Linked DNA regions of Homo sapiens: all the other regions are linked to region 3. Evidence: chromatin loops called from intact Hi-C (ENCODE). Cell type or tissue: ascending aorta. All regions are shown on one strand.

Region 1 (5,000 bases), 56 kb before region 3:
AAGGGCCAACGTGCTTCCATCCACTTCAGAGGGCACTTGTATGAAAATCTCCTCCCCTCCCCCGTCAGCCCCGCTGTGGAGGGATCAACTCCGCCTCTCACTGGAGAGAGACAGTCATTCTGAGTGTTCGGAAATTGAAGACTAGATCTGGGTCTGGTTCCGTACCCATGCCCTGTGATGACAGACCCGTGATCTCTCTTCTGAGAGGGAAACAAAGACCTCACGTTTGACGGGGCCAAGAGGCAGCCGTGGGAATCTGCTGCTCACTTTCAACACTGGGTGCCTTGTCCTAGAAAGTCTGGGGTCGTCAGATCAACTTTGATTTCCTATTTTATCCCAGTTAAAGTGGCATTTATAGTATTCGGGGGTTGCTTCTGTCCTGCCTTTTTCTGATCACGACATCCCATGCACGGCTTTGGGAAACGCAGGTCACAGTAGCAGGGCATTGAAAACCCTCCCTCCGCATGGCTCCGCACCCAGGACCCTGGGGTGGCTCCACAGTGGCTCCATTTTCTCCCACAATGGTGACCTGCAGGCTCAGGGCATGAGGGCCGAGGACTCTCACTCGGGAACCCAGAGGGTGATCGGCCACGGTGACCGGCCGGTGAGCTGTGGAAGGAAGCGTCCAGCCCTCTGTGGACTGCCCTGTTCCTCCCACCATGCTACTGGAGACCATCCCACCATGCTACTGGAGACCATCCCACCCGGGTCGGTGGCTGTTTTCCGGTGGTGGCAACGCTCCAATGGCTCTGGTTCCCTTACTGGAATCCTTGGGCGTAGCCTGAAGAGTGGACAGCTATCCACAGCCCAGTGAGTGCCCTGCTGGGAGCTGGAACTGTTCGGCCCTCACTAACACCAGTCCTGGGGAGCCTGCCCTGGCCCCAGGTGGGGGTGCGCAGCCGTGGCCGGCAGCCTTGGTTTCTTCATCTGGGAAGTGGGAGCGACTGTGCAGATGAGATGAGGAGGGTGGCCCTGGGGAGGCTGGGGTGTGGTCGCTGCTCCCCTAGCAGGAAACCAGGAGGGAGTCTGGTGCATGTGTGTGTGGGGGGTTGCGTGTGCATGTGTGTGCGTTTCCTGGCTGGTGTGCGTGCATGGGTGAGTGTGCACGTGCGTGTGTGGGTGTCCTGCCTGGCGTGCGTGTGTGGGTGGGTGTGGATCCTGCCTAGTGTGTGGGTGTGTGGATATGTGTACATGTATGTGTGTGTCTTGGCTGGTATGTGCATGTGGGTGCGTGTGTGTGGGTGTGTACATGTGTGTGTGTGTCCTGCCTGGTGTGTGCGTGTCAGTGTCCTGCCTGGTGTGTGTGTGGGTGTGTGTCCTGCCTGGTTGTGTGTGTGTGCGCACGTGGGTGAGTGTGTGGGTGCGTGTGCACGTGTGTGTGTGTCCTGCCTGGTGTGTGCTTGTGAGTGTGTGTATCCTTCCTGGTGTGCATGTGTCTGTGTGTGCATGTGTGTGTGTGTGTGGCCTGTGCACTCACAACACTGGCTGAACCACAGGGGTGTCGTCCAGGGCTGCTGAGGGCACCTGGGAAAGGAGCCGGGGCAGACCCTCCCTGCTGGGTGCTTGAAGCTGAGGGTCAGGACGGGATGGGGACCCGGGGCCCTTGAAGCAGGTTCTCCCAGGTCCTCCGCAGTTACGTGGGAGAGCCCAAGGGCCCTCAGTGCCACAGGTAGGGGCAAGGTCCTCCTCTAGCACTGCCCAGACCCTGTACGGAGCAGAAATCCCTGGAAGAGAAAAGAGAATTGGGGTTTCAGAACCCCTTTTTCCAAGGAAAGAATTTCTCTGCTCCCAACAGGAGCCTGTCTGATTCTCTTTCCCCCTCTCTGTCTCTCTCTGTCTGATTTTCTCTCCTCTCTCAGTCTCTCTCTCTCCTACTTCCCGCTTTTGCTTTCCCTCTTCCCAGGGCCCCAGCAGGGTCTCAGCCATTTGTATCCACTGAGGGCATCCAAAAGCGTTGATGGGCCAAGGCGACCAGCTGGGCTGGGAGGGCAGTGCAGGCGGCTTGTTCTGGGACAGTGAGGCCCAAGCACCCCAGAGGGAGGTGGAGACCCCCTGGGCAGACTCCTGCTCCCCCAACAGGTCCTGGGCTGCGTGCTCAGTGTCCAGGGTCAGGGGCTTGGGGACAGCTAGTGAGGAAGTCTTGGGTCTTGGTGAGAAGCCAGCAGAGCCCTCTGTCCCTGTCCTGTGCAGGACCAGCCAGACCTGGAGGCCGACTGCCAGAGGGGTTCCTAGGACCCCCGGGCAGGCGATGTGGACCGTGGGGTTCTGGGGAGAAGCTGGGGGCTCCAGGGCTGTGGTCTAAGCGCACCACTGTGCCCCATATCCCAGTGTGTCCTTTGCAAACTACAAACCCAAACCAAACACAACACCAGCCCTGGGGAGGCCAGGATAAGGAGCAAAGGCAGCCGAGAGGTGGGCCCTTCCTGCGGCCATGGGGCTTTGGAAACATGTGGAGACCTAGTTGGCCCCAGAGGCCGTCTCCAGGGCCCGCCCAGCAGCCCAGGGCTGCCCCCTGTCTATAGGTTTCCTCGCTGAAACATCAGTGCAATTTTAATTCACACTGCTGGACTTCAGGGGAGGGCTGATGCTTCATGCGCCCCACGCACAGCTCTGCGCTTTCTGTAACTCGCCGCCTTCTCTTTGGGGACGTTTGTCTTCAGTTTCTTAATTTTCAAGAGCCCATTACAGACGGATGTCACCTCCATTCCCTCAAATACTGTCGCCCTTTTCCCCCGTGAGCTGCATGGCCTTTTCCTTGGTGCGGGGGCGGTGGGGGGGCTGTTTTTTTTTTTTAATTTTTTATCTTTTCTGCTGCCGGCACACGGTTCTGGGTTTCACAGCGTCAGACCCACCAGCCCTTGCTCTATGCTCAGGGCTAGAACGCAGCCGCTTCCTTCTGCAGGTTGTGCCCTGTTCAGGTTAGGTGTGTTCCAGCACCTTCTGAGTTTGTGGGGTGGAGGAGAACCTGACCCGTCCGTGTTTATCCTGACGTGCAGACCGCGGGAGGGACGCTTGAACCGGGTCCTGCAGGGAGGCCCCTGCCCTTGTCTTCTGGCCACGCCATGGTGTGTGGCTGGCTCTGCCCTTGGCTTCCTCCGAGCTGTGCCGCAGCCACAGTTTTTGGTTGTTTTCGTTTTTTTCATCATCCTGATGATCCATATCAAATACTTAAACTCACAGAAAAGCAAGACTCCCTCTCTCTCTCTCAGACATTTCTCGTCATTGTCCAGTTGTCTGCATTTATTTTGCCTTTGAGAAAAACTTTGGAGCTGTTTTCTTCAAGTTAGAAAAAGGTTTATTTTGTAAAATTGTTATGTTTCTGTGTTTGAGTTAGGGGGACTGGACGCTTTATAACCTTTAATTCTTCCTGTGAAGGAATGTGAGGCGGCTGTCCATTTCTCAAGGTTCCTATCAAAATGGCTTTCGCTCACATTTTGTAGTTCCATTCACAGAGCTGTGACCCATTTCTTGCTGGGTTTTACTTCAAAGGATTTTTTAGCCAGAAAGTTAAAAAAAATCAAGTGGACATAATTAAAACTCTTATACTTCTTTATGCCTGTACTGCAGAAAAAATAATAATAAAAATAATGACAGTTCTAGCAACCATGAGCAAAATTTTTGCATGCCATTGGAAAAGCGAGGGTTGGTCACGCCTCTGGTCTGTCCGCTGCATGGTGATAAGCTGAGGCATCCCCATTTGAGGCTGAGGTGATGGTGTGGTGCAGGCCGCAGCTCCAGGCCCCGCAAACCTCACAGGGGAGGCCGTGGCCCAGGCTGCGTCCTGCAGTGACGCTGCCCTGGGGTCTCCAGGCAGCTCTCCTGGGACCCGCCTGCTTCCCCTCCACTGCCTTCCTCCTCCTCCCTCCTGGGCCTATGTCCTAGATAAGCCTGTTAAATTAGCCCCATAATACTTAAAATGCTAGTCCGTTTAATATGTAAACAATGACAATTTTTTTTCAAAGGGTTTAGGATTTAAATTAGTTTTTTTAAAAAACCCAATTACTGCCGTTTAATTCGGAGGAGAGAGTTCTTTATGTGCTAATTATATAGCTGGGAAATGAGCGATCAGGGGCTCAATGGGGCATTAGGGGCACTTTTTAAAGGTTTAGACGTATTTATCTGAGTTTGGGGTTTGCAGTCTGCATTCAGGGCTGCACAGGCAAATTTGGAACCAGGATGAAGGGTTACACGGCGGTGCCACGGAGAGGAAAACTCTGCCATTCCAGCGTGTTATTATCTGGATGATGTTTACGAAGTGTCAGGACCTGGATGTGGTCCCTGCCCAACTGATTCTGTGTCCGGTGAGCAGAGGAGCGGAGCCTGCTGGGTGGAGGGTGGATGGGACAGGGGACCTGGGCCTGGTCAGAGCACTACCTTGGGCCCTTGGGAGGCCTGAGCCTTCCAGAACTTTCTAGAACCTTCTAGAGGGGCACACATGGCCGGCCAGGCAGATGGGCTGCAGGGAGTGGTCTCACCATGGGCAGTTCCTCACCCTGAGTCCCTGGAATGCAGAGGGAGCTCTTCAACTGCTCCAAATGGCTCTCCCCTCCACCCCCCATTACCTTCCTTCCTCCTTACCGAGGGGTCTCTCTGACAGATCTGGAGCCCCCATGAGGTCCAGAATGTTCTAGAGCCACCCGGTTCATACTGTTGCCCGAGAAGTCAACACCTCTGCCTCCCAAGAGAGAGTAGACGATTCATTTAAAATAGAAATTATGTTGGAAGTAAAGTGACCCTTATTTGGTTCAGCAGTTTTTGAACACATCTGATTAGGAATTCCCCGGGGACTGGGTGGGGCAGGGTTAGATAAAAAGCCCTCGTCAGGGTGGCTGGGCAGGGCCATCCAGCCGGTCCACTCACCCGGAACCCCAGCCTCGTGCAAACACAGATACTGTGAATCTGTCCCAGACTTACAGAAGATGGACCTGTAATTGACACTGTGCTGTATTTAACTGCCAAGGATGGTAAATGTCTTCAGGAAACACTGCACCACGTTTTGA
Region 2 (5,000 bases), 180 kb after region 3:
CGGGCGTGGTGTTGGACCACTGTAATTTCGGCTCCTGGGGAGGCTGAGGCAGGAGAATCTCTTGAACCCGGGAAGCAAAGGTTGCAGCGAGCCGAGATGGCACCATTGCACTCCAGCCTGGCCTGGGCAACAAGAGCAAAGCTCTGTCTCAAAAAAAAAAAAATTGATGGAGCAAGCATCTTTAGTGTTTGCGGCTCAAGAACATAACTGCCATGGGGAGGTCTCTGCTCCATTTGGACAGGAAGCGTGTGCGGGTTTCATGGCAGACGTGACTTGGGAGGGGTCTTGTCTGGCAGAGGAAAGTTGAATTCAAGCTCTTTGCTGTGGTTGAGCCAGGTGGGGACACCCCTAGATGCTACCTTTCAGCTGATCCCAGGCCTAACGCACCCACAGCCAAATGGCTTTTGGGGAGTGGCTGGAATGTGACAGCTGCCGGCCCAACAGCTCTCAAAAGTGCCGGGCTCAAGCGTCCATTGTCCAAAAACACGTGCGGTCCTGTGGTTCCCTAGGTTCACAAGGAGAACTTCTTCCCCGCTGTAGACTACGTGTATAAATAGAACATATTGGCAAGAGTGGAAGGAGTGTATTTTAAAGCACTTACACTTCTGAATGTATGTTTTATACTGATAAGAATTAATGGAGCCGGTAGTGAGTACACTGATTTTCAGTGTTATGATTCTGTTATATTTTGTTTTAATTAAATGGGATATGAAATCGAAAAGGCAAGCTTGTCTTCAAAAGAAGGCATTTGAGGAAGAATCAAACTAACTCTTTGTACTTTAAAAAATCATTTAAAAGTAGTTGTTGTTTAGAGAGGAAGACTAAACAAAAGCAACTTAACGTAAAAGTAAAGTCATCATCTGCAGAGAGCTGGAGGAGGGGACAGAGATGAAGGGTTTGGGGAACATTCTGTACCTGACATGCCAGAGGGCCCAATCCCCTCAAAGAGTCAGGGAACCTTCTAGAAAACAGTCTATCCATTCCCAACAGAGGGGAGGAGGTGAGGGCAACCTACCGAAATCATGCATCGCTGAGAACCTGCTGGTCCTTCCAGAGCCACCCGCCCGTGGCTGACGCAGGCACCTGACATTCATTAGGAGGCAGTCCCGACAGATGCTTCCTCGTGGCGGACTTCCCAGCTCAGGAGCCGCAACACGGGCCAGGCTCCGACACCTCTGTCTGGAGAGAAGTTTGCGGGGGTCTTGGCCACCAGAAAAGAGTGCTATGATTGAGCCCTGGGTGGTGGAGCCCTGGCTCTGGCTGGGCCCCGGGCAGGAAGACACCGTAGGAGACTCTTCTGTATCCATGGCTGTTCTGAGCATCTGTGAAGGATCCAGAGCTCCAGAAAGTCAAAAGCCAAGCAAAGGCCACGAACCATGCCTCACCCCAAAGACAGTGTCTCCCCCAAGCCCAGCCGCTCCCACCCTGAGGGGAAAGGGGCCATCTTTGCACAAGGCCCTCCTCTTGAGAAAGCTCCAATGCAGTCACCAGGGAGGTGTCCTGGCTCAGGATAGCAGACAGGGACCCACCCGTAAACCGTGTTGTGCTGCTTTAAATTCAGCAGGATTTTTTCTTCTTTTCCCATGAGTTTTTATTCACATCCTGGTAACATCAATAGAGGCAGATCTGCCAGAATAAGTCATCTCTGCAGCTCCCTCCAGGGAGGAAAGACAATGTGTCCTCCCATCTTTGTCTTTTTCAACAGAAAAAAAAATAGCAATAGCAAAATCCACAAAGAAAGATCAGGATTAAAATGTTCTGCAGCTTCTATACACCCCCATTCAAATTCCGGGTAATCGGCCGCATGCTGCCTCCCCTCGGAGAGGCCGTGGGGTTGGCGGATGCAGTTCAGAATCATTTGTGTCATATAAGTGCTTGTGATTAGATTTTTAATAAACCATTTTGATTCTATTTCCTGGGCTTAAATAGATGTCTGAACGTGGCTGGTGAGGACCTGAAAGGGATCCAGGTAATATCATTGTGGGGGACACACTCTTAATTCCTTTGATATATTTTGTCAAAGGTGACTAGCTGTAGGTACAGGCTGGAACTCGGGGGGAGCGAGCGCGCTATTGAACTTAATTGGTTCCATTTGTCATTCAAAACTGACTCTGCAGCACCTCTGTCTGTGAATCACTTCCTAACTTGCCGATCTGGCCCATCGTGCCCACGGTTTGGGAAGGAAGCCAGCTTTGGCTTCCAAGGGAGATGTCTTAAGCAGAGTTCACGTCCAAGGGTGGGCTTAGCACACAGCTCAAAGCCCATCACCGAGCATCTGGGTGGTCTCTGGCTGGGATGCTACCACCTGAGAAGCAGATCATCCAGGAAGGAGCCTGTGTCATCCAGATATCCGGCATTGCAGTTTCCAGCATCTCCGTTCTTCCACATCCGCTGGGCAGCTGGGTATGAGGAGAAAGGATGGGCTGATTCGTTCCAGTTCACGGGCCCTGGGGCCCTTCTCCACACAACCAGCCGGACTGTGGCTGAGCTCCAGGCTCTGCTGAGAAAAACAGAAATCCTGGGAAGTAGAATCATTATAAAGAACCATTTGGAGGAAAAGCATGTCTCTCTCAATTAAGCCAAAAGGAGGCCCAGGCCAGCATCTTTTTATGCACGCATACCTGGGCCTAGTCCGGGAAGAAACCAGAGTTGGCTATTTGCAGGGCATCCAAAGACAACATTGTCTGCACCAAGAATCCTTTGCCAATGACCATTTTTGTATGTCAAAGAGCAGCAAGAGCTGTTCTTTATAGGGATTGGCAAGGTATTTGCTTAGACTTGGCCTGTTGAGATTTGAGCTATTTGCAAGAGCTGATCTCAAAACATCAGGCCTGATACGAAAGGCAGTGAGTCACTGAGCTCCTCCAGCCCGGCGTGTCACAGGGAGAAGAAAGAAGGATGGGCTCGGAGAGACTGAGTCAGCTGCAGGGAAGGCACTAAATATAACTGGGCTGGATCCATCCTGGCCCTTCTCCATGCAACCAGACTTTTGCTAAGCACCTACTATGTGCCAGGGCCCAAAGGGTGCTGAGATGAACAAACCCACCGTGGCCTCTGCTTTGGGGAGACTGGCCACTGTGACACTGCACCTAGGGGAAAATTGCAACCATAACACTTTCCAGAGGACAATGATCTGGAAAATGTTGCAACTCTGATTTCCAGAGAGGCAAGTAACCAGGAAAAGGCTTTCCACATCCCTCAGCAGAGCCCGTGAATAAGAAGGGAAAGGATTTGAAATGGAGGGATGAAGACAGACCCCTGGGAAACGGAGGCATAGGGAGTGCTGGCTGACAGTCTCAGTCATCTGGAGGCGCCTTCATTCATTCATTTGTTCCCCAAGCATGCATTGAGCACTCATGGTTTGCCTGGCTCTGGGAATCAGCCAGATAAAACCTTCCAGCCCCACCACCCACCAGAGGAGAGGAAGTGACCTGCGACGTGATAGCCATGGCCCAGTGCAGTGTCCATGCTAAGAAGGGCAGGGACTGTGAGAGTGTCTGAGAGGAGCCTCACCCTGATGTGAGGGACCAGGGCAGGCTTCCCAGGAGAGGTGTCCTGTGCTCTGCCACCATGACAACTCCTGGAATGGTGTTCCCTTGTGTCTCACCATACGAAGTTGGGGAAGCCATAAGTGTCTGGGCAAGTTGAGGGGAGGGTCTGCTCCCCATCCATCCATCCACTCATTTATTAATCCATCCACCATCTATTCATCCATCCGTCCACCCACCCATCCATCCATTAATTATCCATCCACCCACCCATCCACCATCCATTCATCCATCCATCCATCCATGCATCCACTGAATAATCCACCCATTCATCCATTCACCATCCATCGATTCATCCATTTGTCCATCCACCCACCGATCCACCATCTATTCATCCATCCATCCACCCACCCATCCATCCATTAATTTATTCATCCATCCACCCACCCATCCACCATCCATTCAACCATCCATCCATCCATGCATCCACTCAGTAATCCACCCATTCATCCATTCACCATCCATTGATTCATCCATTTGTCCATCCACCCACCGATCCACCATCTATCCATCCATCCATCCATCCATCCATCCACCCACCCACCCATCCACCCATCCATCCATCCATTCGTTTATTCATCCATCCACCATCCATTCATCCATTCATTCCACATCCATCCATCCACCCATCCATCCATGCATCCATTGAATCATCCATCCATTCATCCATTCACCATCCATCCATTCATCCATTTGTCCATCCACCCATCCATTCACCCACCCATGCATCCATCCACCCATTCATCCATTCATCATCCATCCATACATCCATTTATCCATCCACCCACCCATCCACCATCTATCCATCCATCCACCCACCCATCCATCCACCCACTCACCCACCCATCCACCATCTATCCATCCATCCACCCACCCATCCATCCATCCACCCACCCACTCACCCATCCTTCCATTCATCCATCCATCCATCCATTCATGGAAACATTCAGTGAGCCCTGACTGAACACTGATCCTGGGTGAGGCCCTGGAAGAGCTTCAGTTGCTGTTGGCTACCATCATCAATTAGAGGAGAGTGAGCAGGGCAGGGCGAGCCAAGGTGCATGGCGCTGGTCCTGACAGTGTGAAAGGAGTCAGGTGGACAGCCAGCACCCACCGCCCAGCCCATCTGCCCTTTCTGGCTGTGCAAACTTGGGCCAATTACTTAACTCTTCTGTGCCTCCATTCCCTTATTGACAAATGTGGATATGAGGGTGGCTACCCCTGGGGGAGACATGAGCATCCAATGACTCAGTGGTGAGTCTCAGCACCTGTGGGCCTCAGCTCTGCATAGCACTGGCCTCTCCAGAGAATAAGCGGATGAGAAGACTCTGAGCTGCTCCCGCTCAAATGTGTCTGGTCCTCCTAAGGTCCATCTGGAAGTCACTCCCTGTGTGCAGCCTGCACATTTGAGAGGGCCTGAGGGTGACCAGGCCATGAGCCTCTGCACAGCTC
Region 3 (5,000 bases):
CTTGGCCAGTAAATTAAACATGCCCTTAAAGCGCTGATTTTCCTCCAGCGGGTCAGGGGTTTTGGGAAGTAGAATTCAAACAGAAAAAAGCCATGTTTTAAACGGAGCCCTGCAACGGATATGCACTTGATGCGGACGCTGCCCCACTTCGGGCTCCAGCGGAACTCCCAGAAACACCTGGGGTTCTAATTCCTACTTGTCCTTCGGGCAGAGGCGCCCACGCCCGAGAGGAGTTAAGGAGCGCGTCGAGGGGGCTTCGGCCTCCAACCCGACTTTGTTTGCGAGCTCCGTGCAGTTACCAGTTCCAAATAACAAGATGCCATGTTAATTACCACCCCCCCCAATGTACCTTTCTGCTGCACACGGTCAGCGGGGCGGGGGTTATGGGGGTGTTCTTTCAAACCTAAACAACTTCAGGTCTTTAGGGGGGAGGAACAGCAGCGGCAGTTCTGTGGCTGCGTCTCTGAAAGGATCCGCCGCGTCAATTAGAAAGGACCCGTTGGCCACTTAAAACATAATAATTACTTCTCTGAATGCTGATCAATTAAATAAGTGTTTTCCTTACGACTTTTCCCCCCAAGACTTTGGTTTCTTTTGAAAGAAAGCATTTTGCTACTTCTTGTGCTGATCTGTTTGCAACCAGTGTGAGGAATCTGAAGTCATTTTTCCTGTACTTAAAAGTTCTGGTCTCCTTAGAGGCTTCTGTTTCCGCAGCCAACGACAGGGTGCGGGGCGGGGGCCGGGAGGCGAGGGCCAGCAGGACCGGGGTCCAGTCACTTTCACGGGTCCTCGAGGCAGCCACAGAAGGAGGGGCTTGCGTGGAAAGATCTAGATCAGGTCAGGGTGACGGAGCTCACCCCACCTCCTGTCCCTTCCCGCTGCTCCCCACCTAACACTCGCGCCTGCCTTTTTTATGTTATCGAGGCAGAATTCAACCTCTGTAAAGGGGGCGATTCAGTGGCAGTGAGCCGTTCACCCAGCAGTGCGACCACCCCCTCTCTAGTTTCCAAACACCTCATCACCCCGAAAGGAGACCTGGGCCTCTCGCTGTCACCCCCACCCCAGTCCCCGAGATCTCCCATCTGCTTCTGTCTCTGGGGGCCTGTGCTGGATGAGTCGTCTAAATGCCGCCAAGCAGGTGTGACCCTCTGCATCAGCTTCCTATGCCGAGTGGTGCATGTCGGGGGCTGGTCCAGGCTGCGCGTGCCAGGGCCGCCCTCCTCCTTGGGGAGGGGTGGTGCCACAGGTGTGACCCTCTGCATCGGCTTCCTACGCCGAGTGCCGCATGTCCCAGGCTGGTCCAGGCCGCCTTCCTCCTTGGGGAGGGGAGGTACCGTCCACTACTCATCCGTTCCCTCATTCCCTCGCAGACGGACATTTGGGCTGTTTCTGCCTTCTGGCGATGGTGAATCTGCCACTGTGAACATTCGCCTGCCTGAGTCCTGATTTGGCTGCACTGGGTGGAGGGCTTTGCTTTTCTTCCTGTCCAGACTCCTCCTCGCCCTGCCCATCTCCCTTGGTGCCTCAGGCTACAATCTGGTATAGTTTCGGCTGCACACACACACTATCTTGGCACCCATCCTCTCTTAGGACGGACCCCAAAGGCCTATCCCAGACAGAAAAACTGGGCACTCTCTCATTGCTTAGTTCAGTGACCTGGGGCCCCATGAGTCCGATATCCATGACCTCAGCAGGCCTGTTCCTAGCCTGTGTCGAGATCATCAGGAACTTCCACCAGCCTCCCCAAGACCCAGCCAGCCCTACCCCAGTGCATGTCCAGGCTGTGGCCTAAGTGCAGGGATGCCCAGGCTGCGGCCCAAGTGCAGGGATGTCCAGGCTGCGGCCCAAGTGCAGGGATGTCCAGCCTGCGGCCCAAGTGCAGGGATGTCCAGGCTGCAGCCCAAGTGCAGGGAAGCAGCACTGAGCACATTTCACATTCACCCAAACTCTGAGTCCTCCCAGGCACTTAGGACTTCTGCCGTCCCTGATTTCCAAGGCTATAGAGGACATTTGGAATGTTCTGGTGCAAATATTTCACCATCAGCCAGCCCTGGGTCAGCCGCCACGCGTGACGGCTTCACCGGCTGTCCCCAGGCTTGCAAGGCACAGGCAGCTCCTTCCCTAGTTCCCTTAGGGCAGGACCACCCGGCGCATCCTCAGGTGGCTGTGGGAGCCAGGGTGGGTGAGCCAGGGTGTGTCGGGCTGTGCCATCCCATCAGAAATGTTGGCCCCAAAGGAGCCTGGTAGGATCCCATCCTCTGGAGCCTCTGACATCGAGTGATGGCAGCTGGGCTCAGGGCAGAGTGGAGGCAGCGTCTCCCGGGCAGGGGTGGCAGCCGGGCCTTCTGGGCCCCTGAGCACCCTCGGTGCCCATTGATGCCCGAGTCCCCGGCGCTCCCTGAGCTGTACACACTGGGTGGGGCACGTGCTGCAGAGGTTGACGCTGCGTTGTCTCCTTTAGGTGACGGTGACGTTGTAAATAATATGTATGAGCCCAACCGGGACCTGCTGGCCAGCCACAGCGCGGAGGACGAGGCCGAGGACAGTGCCATGTCGCCCATCCCCGTGGGGCCACCGTCCCCCTTCCCCACCAGCGAGGACTTCACCCCCAAGGAGGGCTCGCCGTACGAGGCCCCTGTCTACATTCCTGAAGACATTCCGATCCCAGCAGACTTCGAGCTCCGAGAGTCCTCCATCCCAGGGGCTGGCCTGGGGGTCTGGGCCAAGAGGAAGATGGAAGCCGGGGAGAGGCTGGGCCCCTGCGTGGTGGTGCCCCGGGCGGCGGCAAAGGAGACAGACTTCGGATGGGAGGTGAGCGATCGCGCCTGAGTATGATTGATCACGGCCATTTATCTTGTGTTCAATCTATTTATAAAGCCGGGCTGAGCAGCCACTGCCCGAGGCGGGAGGCGCGGCCAGAGAGAGCGTTCAAATGTCACATTTCCCAGCCTATTTTATCCTGCAGCTCGCCTGATGCGACTCAGAAAGCATCAGAGGTCCTCGTGGGTGCCTGTCAGCCCTGTAGGCCACGCCCACTCTCTCCCGGAAATGTGTCTTTCATGAGCTCATGTCTTAAAACATCCCGTGCTTCCCGCCGGATCCCAGGCGCGAACACTGCCATCGCGGCAGGGCAGGGAGATTAATAGGAAGTCCCAGAACAGGCAGCTGCACTCCAGGGCTTCATTCCAGGCCAGGGCAGTGTGGAGCCGCTCACAAATCACACCTGGTGGCCACGCTGCCCCGGCTGCCGTCTTCCCCGCCTGCCCCGGTCAGCCAGTGGCCTAAGAGCAGCCTCAGCTTCTCCAACTCCAGGGGCACAGGCCCCGACCTGCCAGGGAGGGATGGCTGGCTGTTTAAATTTTCCCACCACGACGTGACTGGCCTTGAGGGTCTGAAGCTGGCCTGGTGATCCTGCTGCAGGGGTCAGGAGAGAGGGCGTCCCTGGGACGGCTCTGAGAGGGAAGCACCCGGAGTGTCCTGCCCAGGTTGTGAGGGACGCTAGGCCCCGGTGTTGGGGTCCCTTGAGTGGTCCTAGGGGGACTAACAGCCCCACCCCCCCACAAAAAGTGCACTTCCTGGTGGGCCCTGGCCCTTCTGCCGGCCTCACGCAGCCAATTGTCGGTGGTATTTTTGGCAGGGCCCCTGCCTGGGTGGAAAATGGGAACACCAGTCGGATTCCCCCTGTGCCTCCCAGCCTCTGGAGTGCCCGGATGGAGGTGGGCTCCTCATGGGCAAATGGCCTGAGCAGGGAAGAGGATCCCCAGACGGGTGGGGGCAGGGTCCTGTGTCTTGCCCACCTGCTCTCCTGGTGGCTCGTGGCTCTGGAGAAGTCCCCAGCCAGGTCCATGCTCACTGTCAGGCCTGCCCCAACTCAGACAGGCCGTGGGGAGGTTCCTGTGGCCTCCAGCAGCCCTTGAGCACCTCCCCGGGCTGGCGGCATTAAGAGCCCTTTGTAAGAACACCGACGGCCTGGGGACCAGAGGCTGCCCCGCACGCTGCAGAGCTGAGTGCATCCTCCCTGGGCAAGGAGACCAGGGCACCTTGGCAGCTCCCAGCAGGCAGATGTGGTCCTTGGTAGCTCACAGAGTCCTGTGTGGCTCCTTGTCAAGGATATAGGGAGACTCAGGAGCTACTCCCTGAGTGTCAGCTTAAAGCCCCCCAGCCCTTTACAGAGCTGTGGGGGTCCCGGTGCCTGAAGAAACGTGCGGCAGAGTCTGCGGCCGTCAAGCAGGGTGGAAGCTGCAGCTCTACGGGCAGCCCCTGTGGAACGGGCGTACCCCCCCAACGAGAGGCAGAGGACAGTGTGTGTGGGCCCAAGGTCGGGTCACCTTCGGGAGAGACTGGCCAGGGCCAGGGGCCCCAGTGAAGCAGGACAGGGAGAGAGTTTGGAGTCGAAGACCTCAGTGGAGACACTGCCCAGCTTCATGGCCCTACAGGACCCTCATGGGACCAAGGAGAGCATTTTTCTAGCAATATTCATCTTTGGCTGTGCAGTGAAAGTAACTTTGGCAGAAGTGGCCTGTCCCTCCCTGCCTGGTGTGTGGGAGGGGAATTCAAGGGTGTTTGTCCGTCACACTTAGAAAGGTCTGGACTGTGTAATCAGGAGGTGGCTTGTGGATGTGAGAGGTCCAGGGGCCCTGCAGGTAGCACTTTGGATGACCTTCAGGTGACTTTGTTCTTGTCTACTCTGATACAAGTTTCTATTTGCTTTTTTTTTAAAGAAATGGCCCGTATCACCATGTCCGCGTGGTGCCAGGCCCAGCGCAGACTGCGCCACTGCCTGCCGGTGCCTGTTGACTTTGTGGTGTGTTTATCCCGGGTGTGTGTGTACGTGAGGGAACGCGCTCTCCTCACGGCGCACCTCCCGTTTCTGCGGAGGGCTTTGTTCCACGGTGGCCACCTGACAGATACCCCTCCTGCCGGCGCTTAGAAATATTTACTCTCCCCCCGACGCCCTCAAACGGTGCTCCCCGCGCACCCGGCAGGATCTCGCCTGACCT

What was found. Hi-C counts contacts between places; a loop is a spot of excess contacts. Peaks named below come from ENCODE experiments on the same cell type or tissue, not always from the same donor. Only the 100,000 strongest peaks of a DNase experiment are listed, where the experiment ranks them.
Region 1: a loop joins it to region 3, with 2.8 times the contacts of the local background. A loop is called at or near these places in 7 of 110 quality-filtered maps.
Region 2: it touches region 3 in a loop (2.7-fold over the local background); 5 of 110 quality-filtered maps call a loop at or near these places.

The regions. Positions count from the first base shown.
Region 1 is chr1:3,128,017-3,133,016 of GRCh38, forward strand. All of the region lies in intron 1 of PRDM16 (PR/SET domain 16), which reads left to right. It overlaps MIR4251 (microRNA 4251), which reads left to right; the gene lies at 1-19. Among named protein-coding and RNA genes, the nearest start is that of MIR4251, 2.5 kb to the left of the region's middle. RefSeq lists an enhancer at 223-1,148. In ascending aorta, a CTCF peak has its summit at 2,520; a DNase peak (open chromatin) is centred at 765; H3K4me3 peaks cover 2,268 bases; H3K27ac peaks cover 4,768 bases.
Region 2 is chr1:3,367,125-3,372,124 of GRCh38, forward strand. The region is part of intron 3 of PRDM16 (PR/SET domain 16); the gene reads left to right. Among named protein-coding and RNA genes, the nearest start is that of ARHGEF16, 85 kb to the right of the region's middle. RefSeq lists an enhancer at 1,825-2,406. In ascending aorta, no CTCF peak of the experiment used is centred here; DNase peaks (open chromatin) are centred at 2,179, 2,537 and 2,877; H3K4me3 peaks cover 1,301 bases; H3K27ac peaks cover 4,886 bases.
Region 3 is chr1:3,183,664-3,188,663 of GRCh38, forward strand. PRDM16 (PR/SET domain 16) reads left to right here. Exons shown (of 17, transcript NM_022114.4): 2 at 2,462-2,811. LOC107984909 (a long non-coding RNA gene) reads left to right here and starts at 3,895. Exons shown (of 2, transcript XR_001737869.2): 1 at 3,895-5,000. In ascending aorta, no CTCF peak of the experiment used is centred here; DNase peaks (open chromatin) are centred at 3,038 and 4,528; H3K4me3 peaks cover 1,810 bases; H3K27ac peaks cover 5,000 bases.